2 separate regions of the Homo sapiens genome follow, and region 2 is linked to region 1. The links are chromatin contacts, found by Hi-C or POLR2A ChIA-PET in ENCODE. All regions are on one chromosome and are shown on one strand. The core of a region is the stretch at or near the end of the contact, and the rest is flanking DNA. Distances in the headings are between cores, read along the strand shown.

Region 1 (3,195 bases), core at 1-2,500:
AGCCCAGACTGCACCACTGCACTCCAGGCCAGGCAACAGAACGAGACTCTGTTTCAAAAAAAAAAAAAAAGAAAAAAAAAGAGTTAACGAATACCAAATTTTAAAATATACTACAAAGCCACAGTAACAGCAAAAAAAAAAAAAAACAAAAAAAACAAAGTGGGTAACCATACAGGAACAGACCCACAGGCCAAGGGAGCAGGAGAAATAAGGCAGTAGACTTGCCAGGGCTTTTTAAATGCCAAAAATGCATAAAGTTTTAGAATTGTGAAAAAAAAAAAAAAGTTTTAGAATTGTGATGTTTTTACGAAAATCTCTTTGGACACAACCACTTCCACAAACTGAAGGTGCTGGTGGAACAGTCAACAGGAGTGGGGCCAGTCTCGCTCCCACCTAACCCTGCAGCAGGGCAACGTGGAGGCCCGGCCCAGCCACTCAAGGCGCCTGGAAGCTCGGCCCGCGAGTCCTGTTGATGTAGGCCCTGTGGAGGCGAGACGGACATTCGTTCAGTCAGCGTTTTGAGTGTCAGGAGAAGAATGGAGCTTCGTGAGGGGAGGAAAGGGGCAGTGAGGGCAGACAGAGCTGTGTCTACTACATGCCAAGGCCAGTGCATCCCCCAACTCTATGGCATTTCTCCCATCGAGACACGAGGTCTTTGTCCCTTCCTCTGCAATCCAGGCTGACCTAGTGACTCATTTGAGAACAAGAGAATGCAGTGGAAATGATGGTGTGCGACTCCAGAGCTGGGTTAGAAAAGGCAAGGAGGCTTCCATCTTGTTCATAGTGACACTCCGACTACCAGGAAGCCCCATGCTGTGAGGAACGCCCCCCTGACACTGCTATGAGAAAGCCCCCTAATGACATAAAGGAGACCCCCAGTGCTGAGGAAGCCCCCCAGTGCTGTGAGGAAGCTCGCAATGATATCAAAGAAGCCCCCAATGCTATTAGGGAGCCCCCGATACCGTGAGGAAGGCCCCCATTGCTGTGAGGAAGCCCCCCAGTGCTGTGAGAGAACCCCCCAGTGCTGTGAGGAAGCCCCCAATGCTATGAGGGAACCCCCCAGTGCTGTGAGGGAACCCCCAGTGCTGTGAAGACCTCCTCTAATCTGTGAAGAAGCCCAGGTCCTGTGGAGTCTGCACGTGTGCTCTGGTCAGTATCCCCAGCTCGTGTTCCAGCTGACGGATTTCAGAAAGCGCCTCCAGAAGATACCATTCCTCAGTCATTACGTCACCCCCAGCCGCTGAGTCGTCCCAGCTGAGGACTCAGACATCCTGGAGGAGAGACGGCCACTTCCTCTCCATATTCCTGGTCCACAGAATTTGTCCACATAATAAAATGGTTTTTTGCCACTAACAGTGTGACCGGGGGGTTCACACTAGCTGTGACCAGACTACTCTAGAAGACGCAGATAGGTTAGTTGTCCTTGTTTCCCTGTTGAGGACACAGATGTACCAGAGGTTGGGTGACTTCAATCTGTCCAGCTCCAAAGCCCTGCTATTTCTTCTACACAGCCTGACCTCTGACGATAAAATAATTGTGCTTCTAAGATAAGGTCGAACTCACAAGGACAGGACACTTGTCAACAATCTGTACAACTCTGGTGCCTGCAACAGTGAATTACATCAATTCAACCTATGAATTACGGCATTATTCAAAATGGGAAACACAGGGTGAGCTGATGAAGCAGCTGGCCCATGAGGCAAGCACCACGAAAGACGCTCAGCTGTGACCAGAATGCAGCTTCCGAAGCCACATGAGTGTAACATGCTCTGCAGGGTCTGAAGAAAGTGATGTCCTGTGGCTTATTTGTAGTAGTGCATCTCCAGCAAGAGCAAAGGTTTGGAAGCTGAGTGCAGTGGCATGATCCAGCTTGGCTGATAGAGCAAGATCCCATCTCAAAAAGTAGCTGTAAGTCAGTAAGTACATAAATAAATAAATAAGTTAAAATGTTATTACTAACAATTCACATACTAAAAACTGCCCAGGGTTTCTTTTTAGTTATTTTGTCTTTAGGATTTACCCTGCTAGGATGTACAATACAATTTGTTTTTTTGGTTTGTTTTTTTTTTTTTGAGACGGAGTCTCGCTCTGTCGCCCATGCTGGAGTGCAGTGGCACGATCTTGGCTCACCGCAAGCTCCGCCTCCGCCTCTGGGGTTCACGCCATTCTCCTGCCGCAGCCTCCCGAGTAGCTGGGACTACAGGTGCCCGCCACCATGCCCAGCTAAATTTTTTTGAATTTTTAGTAGAGACGGGATTTCACTGTGTTAGCCAGGATGGTCTCAATCTCCTGACCTCATGATCCTACTGCCTCGATCTCCCAAAGTGCTGGGACTACAGGCGTGAGCCACCACGCCTGGCCAATACAATTTGTTTTGAAGTCACTTGAAATAACTCCTCTCTGTATAGTTAAGCCACCAACTCAATTTGTGGTTTGGTTATTTTTATTCGTTTTGCTTTCAGGGTTTTTTTTTTTTCTTTTTTTGTAGAGATGGGGTCTGGCTGTTTCCAAGGCTGGTATCGAACTCTTGGCTTCAAGCGATCCTCCCACCTTGGCCTCACGAAATGCTGGGGTTACAGCTGTGAGTCACAGTGCTCGGCTGCTTTCAATTTTTAGAGACTACTTCCCCCCAACTTTTGACTTCATTTTATTTTAAAACTATATTAAAACATCCATATAGTTTTGACAAGGTTCAGGACATGCTACCCCAAAATGTGGCACCTGGGCACACTGAATATTTGAAGCTGAAAGAATTTGAGAAGCAGCTTGTGCAGGAACATCTCTCTGACCTTCCCCAACCCTTCTCTCCTGAGGCAGGTCACGAAACCTAGGAAGGACTTTCTGACCCTCACCCAAAGCAGGTGGTAAGACCCTCATGTGAGAAGTGCCCTCCGTATCTACGGGGGGAGGAAACATGCTGACCTCCAAAGAAGGATACAGAGAGAAATCTGAACAGACCTTGCTAAGTTTCCCCCAGTTCATTGCGTTTAGCTCACACTCCTCCTATCATAGTTCTCCATAGCTTTTCATTGCTCATCAAACCTAACACAAAACCACTCAGGTTTAACCATTTCCTTGGGTCATTTCCTTATAAAGGCTCCCATGTCATGTAAAACTTATATTACATAAATTTGTGTGCCTTTCTCTTTTGTAAATCTGTCTTCTGTTCCAGGAGCCCCAGCCAATGAACGTAAG
Region 2 (3,195 bases), core at 696-3,195, 42 kb before region 1:
TTTTCTTTTCTTTTTTTTTTTTTTTGAGACGGAGTCTCGCTCTGTCGCCCAGGCTGGAGTGCAGTGGTGTGAACTTGGCTCACCACAACTTCGGTCTCACGGGTTCGTGGAATTCTCCTGCCTCAGCCTCCCGGGTAGCCGGGACTACAGGCATGCACCACCATGCCCGGCTAATTTTTTATATTTTTAGTAGAGACGGGGTTTCACCATACTGGCCAGGCTGGTCTGGAACTCCTGACCTTGTGATCTACTGGCCTCGGCCTCCCAAAGTGCTGGGATTACAGGTGTGAGCCACTGCGCCCAGCCTAAAATGTTTCTTTTGAAAGATGCTGGAATAAAAGAATTCCTTATTTATTTATTTATTTATTTATTTATTTATTTATTTTGGGGCAGAGCCTTGCTCTGTCGCCCAGACTGCAGTGAAGTGGCGTGGTCTCGGCTCACTACAATCTCCACCTCCTGGGTTCAAGCGATTCTCCTGCCTGAGCTTCCCGAGTAGCTGGGATTTCAGGCACCCACCACCATGCCCGACTAATTTTTTTATTTTTAGTAGAGACCAGGTTTCTCCGTGATGGCCAGGCTGGTCTCAAACTCCTGACCTCAGGTGATCTGCCTGCCTCGGCCTCCCAAAGTGCTGGGACTAAAGGTGTGAGCCACCACGCCCGGTCTAGAATTCCTGATTTATATTAAAACCATTCTTGCTTTTTACAGGGTTGAAGTCCTTAGCTGCTTAGACATTTTTAGAAAATGGCCTGTAGAAAAATCAGTTATATTTTAAAATATTTTACTTTATATTCACTGAGTTTTCTTTCATATTATCTTAACACAGCAATCCATGTCAGAAATAAGTTGTGAAGCCCTTAACAGTTTACATTGTCTTGTGTGTTAGTGTAGACCTGGGTTGTAGAGACTGTGGAGCTAGAGGAGAGCAGCCAGTGAAGGTGGAGAAATACTCATCTGAACTGTGCCAGGGAATCCCAGGAAGGAGCGCTTCCCGCAGCAGAAGCCATGAGAGTGTGGGTTGCTGTGGGAGATAAAGAATGGAAACATCTGTATAAGATAATACCTTCTAAATACGATTTTTATACAGAATACTTACAAATTATCCAAGTAAGCAACACTAACTAGTCCTTTATAGACTACAAAAGCCAGACCTGAGGAGGCCTGGCAGAGAGGAGCCTGCAGGTGCCAGACCCGACCTGGGCTGCATGGTGAAGACGTGGGATTGGGAAAAGCTGGCCCCAGGCCCAGATGCCACCCCGGGCATTCACTGCTTTCAGTCACATGTGCTTAGATGCTATATAGTCACTAGTCTCGCAGATTTTATAAACAATGATAGTTAAACAACTATCCTAGGTCTTAGTGAAGGTAAAAATATCCCACTGTACAAGGGCAAAAATAATTTGTACTAAGAATTTTTTTTTTTTTTGAGACAGAGTCTCGCTCTATGCCCCAGGCTGGAGTGCAGTGGGACAATCTCAGCTCACTGCAACCTCCGCCTCCCGGATTCAAGAGATTCTCCTGCCTCAGCTTCCCGAGTAGCTGGGATTACAGGTGCCTGCCACCATGCCTGGCTAATTTTTGTGTTTGTAGTAGAGATGGGGTTTCACCATGTTGGCCAGACTGATCTCAAACTCCTGACCTCAGGTGATCCGCCCACCCTGGCCTCACAAAGTGCTGGGATTACAGGCGGGAGCCACCGCGCCCGGCCTTGTACTAAGAATTTCTTCTGAGAGTATACATAATAGAATGGCATGAAAGCTAAAAACAGTAGACATTGTTTATGACATTCATATAATTCAAAAACTGTGAAACACTAAATATTTAATCCAAATATTTCTTATTTTCTGGATTTGCTAGACCATTACTCACTTCCTCATCAGTCTTTAGATGGAGAGATAGAATCTTATTAGTCATAAACATCATTGTAAGGCTAGAATAAACCTTATAAGCCAGTTCTTCCTTTTCATAAATGAAGCCCTGGAAGCCTAGAGAGACTGGGGCTGCCTGAGGCCCCACATTAATAAAGTTCATGCCCGTCCTCTCACCTCTGAACTAAGGGAGCTGGAAATACAACACAGTGCCTCAGTTTTCTGTAACCAATGAAAACATTGCTTGAAACAATACAGTCAGCTGTCACTACTAATTACCAACAAGACTCATAATTTTGCATGTGGTTTTTAAAATACTAAGTCTGCTGACTTTAGCCTCTAAGCATGAACAGTTGTTGGGAGTTATAACACTCTGGACAACAAAGATTAAAAACCCTCTGAAATTGTTTTAATGTACCTTTTAAATCTTCAGGAACTTTCTTGTCATGAAAATTTATAATATGAACTATGAAAGGGATTATGTTAGCTTACTGATGAATCATTATCTTCTTGTAACTATCAAAATAATTAGATTTGTGGAAAACTATAATAAAAAACATAAAAGCTACCTGTTTCCATTTTCTGCCTGAACAGCCAATGAATGAACAAAGTAAGGAATTTAAGAAAAGATTCTTGGACATGTAAATGGACCTGACTAGTCCGATGCAGTGTGGTCCTAGTTTCTCAATATGCAGGGGTGACTACAGACCCTACATGTCACCAGAAAACATGAAAACATTCTCAATGTTTTACATAAAATGGAGAAGCAGCTTTTGGTGACATGAGCTTTATAAAATAAAACATCCATAAAGCAAGTTTCTATTTTTAATTTTTTTGCTTTGATAAATCAATTGCTTCACAAAAATCCTTTTTAAAGACAACAATCCAAGAAAACATATTGTTACAGTATTCACATTTCAAAGATTGTCAGTTTCAAAGACCGAATATAACTAGAACGAAAGATTGCTGAGTTCTTTCTGTCTCTAAGTGCCAGGAATGGGCCTTCACAAGGGGCAGAACCCCCTCTGGACACCCTGGAGTTTGTCTCAATGAAAAGTGCCCACTGCTACCTCACACAGGCAGGAGATGGATCACTCTCAGGTCACACAGACACAACTCCCAGAGCCCTTAGCCGTGAGGGTTTCTTTTGCATGCTCGATAAACACTTCCACTCATCTTACTATCTGGAATCAAAGCGCAAAGGCCAAGCTAGTCCCTCGGTGGGAGCGAGCTGGAACCCAGCACAGCCAGCCCTGCCACTCCTGCTCCACAGGTGCAGGGCAGGAATAACAGCAACATGCTCAATTTGGGTCTCAAGACACAT

The links. A loop is a pair of places that touch in the nucleus more often than their neighbours do. ChIA-PET counts read pairs that join two places held with the same protein, here RNA polymerase II (POLR2A). Pooled maps may share reads with other maps.
Region 2: a pooled map shows a loop between it and region 1 (10-fold over the local background). The contact joins two enhancer-like sites. A Hi-C loop is called at or near these places in 1 of 37 single-sample maps with no recorded cell type and 6 of 50 pooled maps. POLR2A ChIA-PET finds 5 or more read pairs at or near these places in 4 of 52 experiments (H1, OCI-LY7, WTC11 and 1 more).

Annotation. Positions count from the first base shown.
Region 1 is chr21:42,990,611-42,993,805 of GRCh38, reverse strand. All of the region lies in intron 1 of PKNOX1 (PBX/knotted 1 homeobox 1), which reads right to left. Among named protein-coding and RNA genes, the nearest start is that of PKNOX1, 18 kb to the right of the region's middle. RefSeq lists an enhancer at 824-1,347. Within about 2 kb of position 1,250, at least 11 of the 41 ENCODE cell types and tissues checked have a DNase peak (open chromatin) inside an H3K27ac peak, as active enhancers do.
Region 2 is chr21:43,033,066-43,036,260 of GRCh38, reverse strand. It overlaps PKNOX1 (PBX/knotted 1 homeobox 1), which reads right to left. Exons shown (of 11, transcript NM_004571.5): 11 at 2,330-3,195. Among named protein-coding and RNA genes, the nearest start is that of CBS, 41 kb to the left of the region's middle. Within about 2 kb of position 1,945, at least 2 of the 41 ENCODE cell types and tissues checked have a DNase peak (open chromatin) inside an H3K27ac peak, as active enhancers do.